2 separate regions of the Homo sapiens genome follow, and region 1 is linked to region 2. Evidence: chromatin contacts called from ENCODE Hi-C or POLR2A ChIA-PET data. All regions are on one chromosome and are shown on one strand. The core of a region is the stretch at or near the end of the contact, and the rest is flanking DNA. Distances in the headings are between cores, read along the strand shown.

The links. Hi-C counts contacts between places; a loop is a spot of excess contacts on that map. ChIA-PET counts read pairs that join two places held with the same protein, here RNA polymerase II (POLR2A). Pooled maps may share reads with other maps.
Region 1: a loop to region 2 is called in a pooled map, with 3 times the contacts of the local background. The contact joins two enhancer-like sites. A Hi-C loop is called at or near these places in 1 of 168 maps with a recorded cell type or tissue (chondrocyte) and 5 of 50 pooled maps. POLR2A ChIA-PET finds 5 or more read pairs at or near these places in 1 of 52 experiments (PC-9).

Annotation. Positions count from the first base shown.
Region 1 is chr5:60,538,177-60,544,186 of GRCh38, reverse strand. All of the region lies in intron 3 of PART1 (prostate androgen-regulated transcript 1), which reads right to left. Among named protein-coding and RNA genes, the nearest start is that of PART1, 53 kb to the right of the region's middle. Within about 2 kb of position 2,751, at least 7 of the 41 ENCODE cell types and tissues checked have a DNase peak (open chromatin) inside an H3K27ac peak, as active enhancers do.
Region 2 is chr5:60,399,814-60,405,758 of GRCh38, reverse strand. It overlaps a transcript of PDE4D not described here. Among named protein-coding and RNA genes, the nearest start is that of PART1, 85 kb to the left of the region's middle. Within about 2 kb of position 1,963, at least 2 of the 41 ENCODE cell types and tissues checked have a DNase peak (open chromatin) inside an H3K27ac peak, as active enhancers do.

The sequences.
Region 1 (6,010 bases), core at 1,502-4,001, 140 kb before region 2:
TTTATGATGGGTGTGGCCAGGTCTGGGGCTGGAAGGCCCACCTCAGCATTGCAAAAGAATTAGTCTTCAGTCCTGAAGCTCACAGAATTTGCTAACCTATTACTTAGGGGGAATATACCCCTGAATATCATTACTTGAAGAAAAAATACACATTTCCTTTGGAAGAAAGTAAAATCAGAAATCTTGAGGGTTCTCTCGAAGAAAATCAGACCTGTAGTTCTAACCAGTCAACTGACCTTAGTTGAGAATGTTAATGTGCCAGAGAAACAAATGAATGCTCACCTTTCCGAGGAAGACAGTAGAAAATAACCCGCTTGACTATCTTCAGCTGGAAAAAAGAACTCTTTTTTTTTTTTTTTCTGTGACGGAGTTTCACTCTTGTTGCCCAGCCTGGAGTGCAATGGCACAATCTCAGCTCACTGCAACCTCTGCCTCCCGGGTTCAGGCAATTCTCCTGCCTCAGCCTCCCGAGTGGCTGGGATTACAGGCGTGCACCACCACGCCCGGCTAATTTTTGCATTTTTCAGTAGAGACAGGCTTTCACCATGTTAGTCAGGCTGGTCTCGAACTCCTGACCTCAGATGATCCACCCACCGCAGCCTCCCAAAATGCTGGGATTACAGGCGTGAGCCACCGTGCCCATTCGAAAAAAGAACTCTTTAATCCACTATACCTAACCTTTTACTCTCTCCTTTAGATTTAAATGATTAACTTCTGATAATGCTGCAGACATTTTTTTTTCTGAAAGATTTGTTAATGAATGGATTCCTTTTGAAAGAAGTCCAGGCAAGAGCACAGAAAAACAGAGAGTTCCAATGATGACCAACTGTGAAACATACTATGCTATATAAGAATCCTCTAGAGATGTAACTGTAACACCAAGATCAAAGCACAGGGGACTGTATCAATGCATTTCCCTGCAGAAGATAGGACTCTATAAAGTGAAGGGCAAGTAGCATGTGGAAGAGGAAGGACACTGGGAAGAGCCCTAACTGCTGACGGGAGAGCCTAGTCCAGCTCTGGTCCTTCACTGGTCACTGTGAGATCTTAGGCAAATCACTTGCTTTTCTGGGCCTTCATTTTCTCATCTGGAACTGAGGTAATCGAATTAGACCCTTCTTTAAGTCCTAAGATTCCAAAATCTCCAATGCAGGCACATATTAATATTGTACCAGGTAGCCTTTGTCCTACATTGAATTGTAGGTATAGTTTGTGCATATTTGTCTCCCATCCAAAAGTCTGCAGATTCACTAAGGAAGTCAGTTAAGGGCCAATCGGGGGATTTGAAGGATTCAGAGCTACAGGAGCTATTCTTTATTCCTGGGTAACTCTAAGCCAGAAGATGGAGAAGCTCACCTAAAAGCTCTGCCATCAGGTGTGTGGGTGGTGTTGTACTATGGTGTGGAGAGAGGAGAATGTCTCAGGAGACCAGGTAAGGGTTCCTATGATTGCAGAACCAACCAAAGAGCCTTGGAGGCACCAATGATGATGATTTTCTCTAGTTCTTCAAAAGCCAGGAACTGGGCCATATTGTTTTCTTTGAAAGAAAAGAAAAATAAGTGAAAATGCTTCACAGAATATTTTATAGCAACACACTTCTCTGGATTAATTAATAGTTTTAGAAGATGGAGGTAAAGAGCTCATCTGTATAAAGGTCTGAAGATGCACATATCATCTTGGAAAAAAAGAGGCTGTTATTCCATCATTTCCACATACACGGTTTTGTTACAAATATAATTGAAAATTCAAGTCTTTCAAAAATAGAATACATGGGTACTGGAGATTAGGTCACACATAATCAAATTCTAAATTTCTTTTCCAGCAAAGTCGTCCCTACTGAGGTCAGAGTACAAAGAAGAGGGGATGGTAGGCTAAACGCCAAATGAATGAAAAGGGAAGATTTTTCAGGCAGGGAGTCATTAGTCTTGTCACATGCTGCTGATATGAAAGGACTGACCACTGGATTGAGCAACATGAAGGCATGTGACCTCAATACAAGCTTTTTCTGTGGTTGGAATGAGATAAAAGAGAACAGGGAGAGAAGTGGAGTCACCAAGTGAGGACAACTCTTTGAAGGAGGTTTGTGGACCATTTGTTGTTATACAGAGGGAAATGCACAGGGGATTTTATGATGAGGGAACAGCTCTGTTTAAGAACTGGGTGTAATTGCTTTTGAGTCCACAGAGAGTCAAGGTTCTCTGTGATTTAATTATTCAGGAAAGAGGCTTCCTAGAAAGTTTACACTTTCTTCAAAGAAAGTCAGTTTCTCTCATTTGCATGTCTCTCATTTCTAAGTGACTTAATGAAAATTCCTTTCCCCACTAACTTGAGTTTTATATACCTTGTATGGAGTAGACATAAGAAGTGCTGGTTGGCCTGTTTTGGTGCAGGACAGGATCCCACAAAAAGAAATTTCAGCCTTGTAACCTTTCTTCCTTTGACTTTCTGTGATTAGTTTCCTTAGTGTCTGGTAACAGCTCTGGTTCCTTTGCTGTAGTGTGGTGAGCCTCATCTCTTCAAACAAATTGGTTCACAGGCTGGGGGATGGTGGGCGGGAGGGATGAAATCATTGTTTTGCTTCAATGTCGGTTCTCCCCTGAGAGGTCTTTCACAGCAAGGGAGTCTGTATTTTTAGAATTAGCATGTTCTGTTTCAATGTTGTGAACATTCATTTTAAACCTACTATATTTAGCAGAGGTTTAATTACCCAAATTGGGAAACTAGTTTTAAACCGTCACCTTCTACTTGGTTAATCAAAACAGTCCCTACCACCAGCAGGGGAGACTGGCAATTTCAGTCATACAGCCACACCTGGTGAGGGCAACTGACAAAAGCAATTCCATTGCCTGAGTTCAGCATCTTCAGCACCCATCCAGCCCTGTTGTAGCCCCTCTTTCTTTCAGTAAGACTTTCCTGCAATATACCCTCTGTGGACTAGGGCTGGGGGGATGTGTCTGCTCTGATGTCTGTGGGGAGTGTCTTTTCTTCCCACACAAAAATCGTGATTATATTTTCCAAAATAGCACTCAGGAAACAATCTCTCTGTGGCATTTACAGATATGTGAGATGTTGAGGAACTGCGGTCTGAATGATGAAATTTCTTGGATTTTTCAGCAATGTCATTTTTTCCTTCATTTACTCACTCACTTCTGGAAGGGCCAGTCTGAGAGCTGGGCTGAGGAGTCCAAGGCTGATGCAGTCATGGATGAGTCTGAGGCAGGGAGACCACTAGCAGGAGAATGGGCAGTGCCAACTGGCTTTAAAAATACTCAGATACAAATATGAATTTTGCACATCCATTTAGTCATTTGGCAAATATTTATTGATTGGTTGTGGGATAAGCCATAGAGCCTGACACTAGTTTAGTGAGAGAGATACACAGGAATAGGAAAAAAATTATCATAATAAATGCACAGCTACAGAGCGAGAGCTCTGAAGGATCATTTTATGAGTATGCGTAACAGGAACCTGATGTGATTGATCAGTGAAGCAAATTGGTGCTTGAACTGAGATCCACAGTGGTGCTTCCCAAATTTTATGTGCATATGAATATCTGGGGATCTTGTTAAATGCAGATTCCTGTGCTGCTTCTGGGGCTTGGGGAGGAGCCTAAAATTCTGCATCTCTAATAAGCTGCCATGTGATGCTGATGCTGCTGGTACCAAAGATTCTAAAGGACAAACATAACGGAAAGCAGGGGTTGGGGGAAATAAGTTTCACAGGGAGGGAACAGTTATACACAGCAAGAACATAGTCTGCATGGTGCTCTTCTGGTCCCTAACCACTGAAGCAAAGGTCAAGTAATTGTTCTACCTTCTTCCATGACTAATTGGCAGGATATATGTTCCCCTGATAGGACATTTCCCAACTTTAAGGCTGCTCTTTATGTTTACTTCAAAATTCCTTTTACCTCTTGTAAATATTGGGATTTCCATTTAAAAGGTCAGACAAAAGATATGTCTTCTACCCTTCTCCTTAGAATTTGCCAGAAAACAGGGACAGAAATATGAATTTCATATTTGATAAACCTTGAAGACTAACTCCCAAAAGATAATATTTGGAGAGGCTCTCAATGCAGTGAAGATCAAATATGGGTGCACAAAGGCTCCTGGAGGGAGTGCTTGGGAACACAGGTCTCAGATAAAGCTGGCAGGAAACTGTTTTCTTAAGTAGATGGCACTTTGAGGGCAAAACCAACCACCCCTTCTTCGGAATCACAGGAAAGGCAGGTACATGGAGGGTAGGGTTGGAGCATCCCTTTACCGCATTTGACCTCACAGGAAAGTGGAGCAAGCAGAACTGCAGAAAATGTGCAGAAATGCTGCAATCAGTCTGTGTCCTAGTGAGGCAGGGTGGAGGAGAGAGGCTGAATTGCCTCCTGCTCTGTAGCTGCCAATGCCTGTTGGCTGGAGAGAGGTAAAAATTCAAACAACCCGCACATATAGTCTTGTCATCATGAGTTTGTCCCTGAACCAGGGAGAATTCTTGCTAGCCTGGAACTGCTCATCCCCTTCTCAACAAGACCCTGGATCACTTCCAACATCAGGAAGAACACACTTCATTTAAAGATGAGTAACAAAAAGGCAACTAGCACAGGATCTATACAAATAACTTACAAGACAAAAGGAGGAAGAGGACAGGGGAACATAAAGAATCCTCACCAATAACAAGTTGCCATTAAGTAGAAAATTATGACAAAATAAATGTCTATGAACAATGAATTTAATGAAACAATGAAGAGGCTGGAAGCAGAGCAATTGAGAGATCAGGGGAAATACTAGCACCACCACAGGAGGAAATGAAACAAGAACTTCTGAAGGTCAGGAAGGAAGCAGAAGAGAAAAATAAAGCTACCATGGAAATGCAAGCATACTGTAATAAACACTAAGAAGAAACACTGCTGACATCACAGTGAGGAATAGGAGGGCAACATTAAGACACATAAACAAAAGATATAAGCAAAATAACCAGAAATGAACAAAGTTAGAGTGAACTAGAGAGAACATGAAAGATACAGAAAACAAAAGAATTGCAACATATGCATTATTTGTATCTTTTAAGAAGAAGTCTGGAGATATTACTCAGTAAAACTCTTTAGAAATAAAATAAGACTTGAATCTACAAATGGAAAGGGCATACTGTAGCTCAGAAAAAATTGATACAGAATGATCAACATTGAGAGGTATCCAAGTAAACATACTGGCCCTCAAGGCCAATGAAAAATTTTAGAATCCAGGCAAAAATAAAAAATAAGAGTGAAAAATTAAGTTGGCATGATAACAAAATAGACTATGTAGTGGAATATCAAAAGTAAGAGAAAGGAATCCTAACATAAATGAGAGTACAACATTTCAACATATTACCATAAAAAGTTTAAATTGTCTAATTCACCTATTGACTCAAATTTACAAAAAAGGGAAATCAAATTATTTGTAATATGTGAGATGCATCTAAAACAACGAAACTCAGAAAGGATAATAAAGATAAAAATTAGGCAAAGACATGCAAAGCAAATGCAAAAAAAAAAAGAGCAGCTGTCATAACTATGGTTGCATTCAAAACAAAAAACATGAAATAAGACAAAAGGGGAACTTGATAATAATAAAGGATGTAACTCACAATGCAGTTCAATATGATAAATAAATTGGCATGGAAAACATGGTGTCAAAGCTACAGAAAATAGGAATAGGCAGAAATCCTTTAGCAGTAGAAAACTTTAACGCTTATCTTTTAACTATGGAGAAATCATATGGAAAAAAAGCAAGGATAGTTTTAATAGCTTTACAACAAACTATATACTATGAAGACAGATTACACTTTCCTTTCAAGTATTAATGGAGCAGTTACAAAAATTAACTACATATGAAGCCACAAAGAAAACTGCAATGCAGTCGATCACATAGAAATAGTACAGACATTATGTCATGCCAACGCAAAACTTCAAATGTTAAAGAGAGAAAAAAAAATAACTTTACCTCCTGGAAATTAAAGAACACTCTCTATATAATTT
Region 2 (5,945 bases), core at 714-3,213:
ACATATTATAATAACCTTGGTAAAGTATCTGGCTTATACTCAGTAGAAGTATCTGCTTTATACCCAGCAAATATTCCTTTTCAAATAGATGTAGGCCACTATGTTATAATTAATAAGCAATACCATAAGCATTTGAATGTTTCTGCACAATGACCTATTTGCTGTCTTTTGTTAAATTTTCTTAGTTGGGGGAGTGAAACTCCTGACTAGCTTTGGGCTGGATATAGCATAGCGGTGCCCACCTATGTGGAATGGTTTGAAGAGTCCTCGACAGGGCCAGTGACCTCATTGTCCTTCATAGAGCCAAAAATTGCGCCAGTTACAGATTCAGTCCCCTGAGTTTTGAACAAACTTCCAAAATGCCAGATCTTCTATTATAATGCAAGTATTCTTGGTAGTTGAGAATGGAGGAGAGTTATGAGAGTGAGGTGAAATAGGTTAAGCTACAGGTTGCAAACTCATTCCTTGCTCCTCTTGGGAAAACTGGACAGTCAGATGACACATTATTGCCTGGCTGCAATTGGCTGCAAGGGGCAGCTGCCCAGTTTTGATGGGATGCCCACTCCTGATAGGATACTGATCCCTTTCACCTTACTCTTGGCATTCTTTAGACATTTTCACTGTTTTCCTGGCCCTTGCAACACCTGAAAACTTATTTGCCCACAGTTAATTAGAGAAGAGAACTGACAGATGTCAGCCAAATTTAGTTGAAAGCGGGTAGTCTGTATGTCAGAAGGCTCTATTGTTCTTTCATTATATGAGGTAGGGCAGGTGGCTGCATCTTTGAACTCTAGTTTCCTCCTCTGTGAGAAGATGGCTTAGAGGTTCCACAATCTCTCTACTTTTTCTCATTCTCTGGTTCCTGATGGTGATCTGGGTTCTACCTGAAGGGAGCCCAGGATTAGAGAAAGGAAGAATATTACAGGCAAACTGGTCTCTTTCCAACATGGCCCAATCCCTCTTGGCGGAATCTGCTTCAGGGAAGTTAAGCGTTTGTCTAGAAATTATGATGTCATGTTACGGAGCCCTTATTCCCTCCTCTATAAAACAACTTTCCTGTTGTCAATTCTTCTGTAACTATGTTATCTACTATGCTGACCACAGGGTACATGTGGCTTTCCACATTAATGAAAATAAAAGAAAATAAAATATCCTGTTCCTGGGCCACACAATCTCATTTCCAGGGCTCAATAGCCACATGTGGCTAGTAGCTACTTGGCAGAGGAGACACAGAAAGAACATTTTCATCATCACAGAAATTCTACTCTTGTAGAGAGTGCTGCTCTAGAAGCTTTAGGCCACTGAAGTTGTATTCAGCGACCTGACATCAGAGAGTTTTTGTAGTCACTTGAGCAGAGGTAATGCAATCCCTGGGGAAGACTTCCAGTTTCAATTACATTCAGGTTAACAAAGCCCATTGTTCCAACCAAAATAATAGTTGCTCAACATTCCATTCTGATGATTTTTTTTATCCAAGCAGTCAACATAGTTTCATTAAATACCACCCACTAATTGTGTACTAGTTAAATGAGGAATGAATGTGGCTCTGTCTCCAGATAAATGAATAGAGAGAGAGACAAAAAAAAAAAAAAAAAAAGAATTGGCTGACTCGGGGTGCTGGGTACACAAAATAACTTGGTTAGGCTGTAGGATCAGAAAATCTCTCTAGATCTTTTTTCTAGAACTTCCTTTTTCCTAGATCTTCCTTTCTGAGGAGAATCGCTCAGTTTTAACAAAGTGGCCAGTTTACACTAAAATGCTTGTCATTTATATAAAATATTGGCATTTGTTGCAATATTGCAAACCAAAGAGTCATTGAGTTCCAAACTAAACAAAAGTTTTATGAAACAGTTTGTCCTGTCCAACCTTAAAAAGAGAAGGCATTTACTATATGCCAAGCATTGTGCTGCCTGCTTCACGTGCATTTTCTAATGTGGGTTTCACAATACTTTCTTGACAAAGGTCAGCTGTGCACCTACCTGCTGGAGAGACAGCATCAGGAAGGAGGGAAAGCAGAGGTTGTGGAGTACAGCAGACTGGGCTTAAATTTCAGCTGTGTTACTTACTAAACTTCAAGACTTTGGGCATTTACTTAACTTCTATTAGCTCTAGTTTCCCTGTCTGTAAAATGGGGGACATGATACCTGCTTCATGTGATTGTTGTGATGATTAAGTCAGACAAGGCAAAGGAAGTGCTTGGTGCAAGACCTGGCACACAGAACATGAATACAGGGGAAGAGGTCATCTTTTCTGTCCCTACTGAATTGTACCTTGTATATATTGGACACTCAGCAAGTATTTGTTGAATAGATAGGTGGATGGAAGGGTGGAAGTCACATCTACAAAACATTCTTCATCTGCAGAACATTTCCTGAGAGTGTAGGTGGTTGCCTAAGTACAATGATTTGGGGAGGCCAAAAGTCTCTTATTCAACCTCAAACATCATCCCACTGGCTCTGGCTGCTATTTTGAAATTTAAGTATTCTTCATTCTATTCAGTTATATGTCCCTGTTAAAAGCAAATATTACTTTAGAGAAGGAACACACTAAGCTATTGTGTGCCATGGTTTTGGTCCACCTGCCGAGCCTCCTAAGACAGCACTGTGGAGTGGAAACACCTCTGATCTGGGAGCTGGATATTCTGGCCTCCAGACCTGGCTGTGCTAGCATCTGGCCTTTCCTGGGCCTTGACCTCAGATTTCCTATTAATTAAATGGAGGATTAGACTAGATCTTCTGTAAATGGTTTGGTTTCTGGTTTTATAAGTGGGTTACCAGGCAAGTGAGTTTTCATGTTGAGGCATGGGGCAATGCCTGGGTTGGATGGCTTTGGAAGGTGGCAATGTGGGGATTATAGCCCTGCAAGGACAGGGAGCTTCTGTCCAATGTGGTTACAGGGTGCCTGATAATAAGAGCATAAGGGACATACCATGAAGGAACAGGGGATCAACAATGACAGTTTTAGGACTGTTTCACAGCTTTGTTAGATACCAACCTGGTTTATAAACATCCCTTAGGAGTCTTCCTGGATATTAAGCATCAACATAAGATCACCTGGAATGAAGCCAGTTGACTGCTCCAAACGTGATCTTCAAAACTGGGTGCCCTTATGCAGCAAGGCTTGTGTGTATTGTGGAAAACTGCTCCAGGACATTCTGAAGCGTGACTGTCCACTCGGTGGTGCAACCACGGACTGCCAGAAGCTACTGGCCTGGAGCAACTGGCCTAGCCCATAGAAAGCAGGAATGAAGCAGCTCTTCGTGGCTGTAGGTGTCCCACGGAACAAGGGTAGAGCCAATTACTGAACACCTCCCACATGCCAGGCACCATAGTGGGCATTTCACACACATTGTCTCATGTAAACTCACAGCTGTTCCATGTAGTAGACATTACTGCCTTCACAACACAAATGGGGAACTGCAACTCAGAGAGGAAAGAAGTAGAGGTGAGATTTGAGAAGATTTTTGGATGCCAAAATTCGCATGTCTTCCCATGTATGTCGCACAACCTCCAGGATGTTCTGCAGATATCACTTGCTGTTATAGTTCAATGTTCTCTACCCATGGGCATTTAGGGTGGAATTATTGTTCTCACATTATTGCTATTTCAGGCATTGCTGGAACAAAGAAACAATCACCACCAGTGGCCCCATCTACTCTGAGAGAGAGCGTTTGAAGTCATCAGTCGTATTTTCCAGCTGTCAGGGTTCCAATTTAAGTTTTATGTTGGATCTTTTTCTCTTTACTCTTGGTTGATTGGAGTTATAATCTGTGTTTTCTTTCCCATTTTTGGGTATTCACATTTAGATTTTATTGAGATTCATTTCATAGTGCTTTAAAAGGTTAACAAGAAGCCTGAAACTCTCTGGGTTTCTTATTAAGATGCAGCAGGGAAGAAGACAGAGTGTTTCAGTTTATTGGGCTAGACATATCTGTTGATTGACGCAGATGCTGCAAACATGTTCTGGGAACCATTTCAATGTTCTGTAATAAGTAGCACATTAATCAGGACTGGGCAAACTGGAGGGGTCTCAGCAGGGTTGGAGTTTCCTGGGAAGTGCCTATTAAGATGAAGAATTAGCCAGTGCTCACGTTTAACACGTAGACTCCTGAGATGCGGCCTGGAGGGAGATGCCACAGAGTGCTGATCAACATTGGTGCGGATCACTGACGTGTGATCACTTTCACCTGTACATCATTATCAGTTCAAAGCCTCCCCCTGCCCCGTGGGCTTGCCGTGAGAGGGAGGCTCCATCCTCTTTTTTAACATAAGGGCAGGAGGGTGTGCACACTCCAGAGATGTGTGTCATTTACTCTTTGCAGCTTCAGCAATTGAGTAGACTGAAGAAAGATGTTCGTGAAAGGTGGACTTTTCTTTTTATCATCATTTGCCCTTTTTCTAGATTTTTCATTGTGAAGTGTGTTATATATTCAAGACTTTATATCATGTCATCAAAAGCCTAACCATAAAATAAGTCTTGAGTATGCCCACTGTACTGTATGGAGCATGAAGCCGGCTTTTTGTGCAGTCTCCTTGTTGGAACCACTCCTTGAAATTTGGGCTTATCATGTCCTGACTTTTCTGGACAGTTTTACCACATAAGATAGTTTGCTAAACATCTTCCCCGTATTTAAAATGTGGCTTTTGTGTAATAAAGCCCTGTGGACTCCATAGCAGTACCAAGTTTACAAAACTACCCCAGTACCACGGTTTTGTAAACAGTACCCCTGTTTGCAAAAACTGGCTCTGTTTTAAAATAGCTTAGATGGCCTTTATCCCAAGTGCTTGTGTTTTGATTATTCTCTGATGCAGAATTAAATGAAGAAATTTGTGCACGAAGCAAACTTCACCTCTGTATCCCCCAATACCACATGATCTCGGCTCACTGCAACCTGTGCCTCCCAGGTTCAAACAATTCTCCTGTCTCAGCCTCCCAAGTAGCTAGGATTACAGGTGCCTGCCACCACGCCCGGCTAATTTTTGTATTTTTGTTAGAGATGGAGTTTCACCATGTTGGTCAGCCTGGTCTTGAACTCCTGACCTCAAGTGATCCACCCAACTCGGCCTCCCAAAGTGCTAGGATAACAGGCGTGAGCCATCGCACCCAGCCCCTCAGTTTTAATTCTATAAATTAATGGATTTTATAGTAGGATGTTAGGACAAGAAATTTATATGTCATTACATATACTTGGGGATTGATAAGAATTTATATTTCTTTTTTTTTTTTTTTTTTTTTTTGAGATGGAGTCTTGCTCTGTTACCCAGGCTGGAGTGCAGTGGTGAGATCTTGGCTCACTGCAAGCTCTGCCTTCCGGGTTCACGCCATTCTCCTGCCTCAGCCTCCCGAGTAGCTGGGACTACAGGCGCCTGCCACCACGCCTGGCTAATTTTTTGTATTTTTAGTAGAGACAGGGTTTCACCATGTTAGCCAGGATGGTCTCGATCTCCTGACCTCATGATCCGTCCGCCTCAGCCTCCCAAAGTGCTGGGATTACAGGCGAGAATTTATATTTCAATATAGCAGAAAACTAATGAAAACTTTCGAACCCCAGTCCCATCCACTTCTGTTTTACCATTCCACATTCTTGTGTAGTGAGTATGGTTCTGAGGCAGTGGTCACTTTGTGATGCAGTCATGAAATAAATAGGAGAGAATCTGGCCATACTTGTGTTTTTCCAGATCCAAAGGTAGGATAAGCCTCAGATGCTGATGTGAATTTAGTGAGGGGTCCTGATATGGCCTGATGCCCTTGCTGTTACTCTGGTTGAGCACAAATGTGTCCTTTTATATCATATATCCACTTGAGATCTTCAAGGCAAGCAATTGAAACAGACTTTGGCTGGCTTAGGCATAAAAGTAACTTCTTGAGAGATACCAGGTTATCTGGTGGACTCACTGTAAAGTTGTAGGAACCAGACTTAGAATATGGGTGGGGAAAAAGGGAAG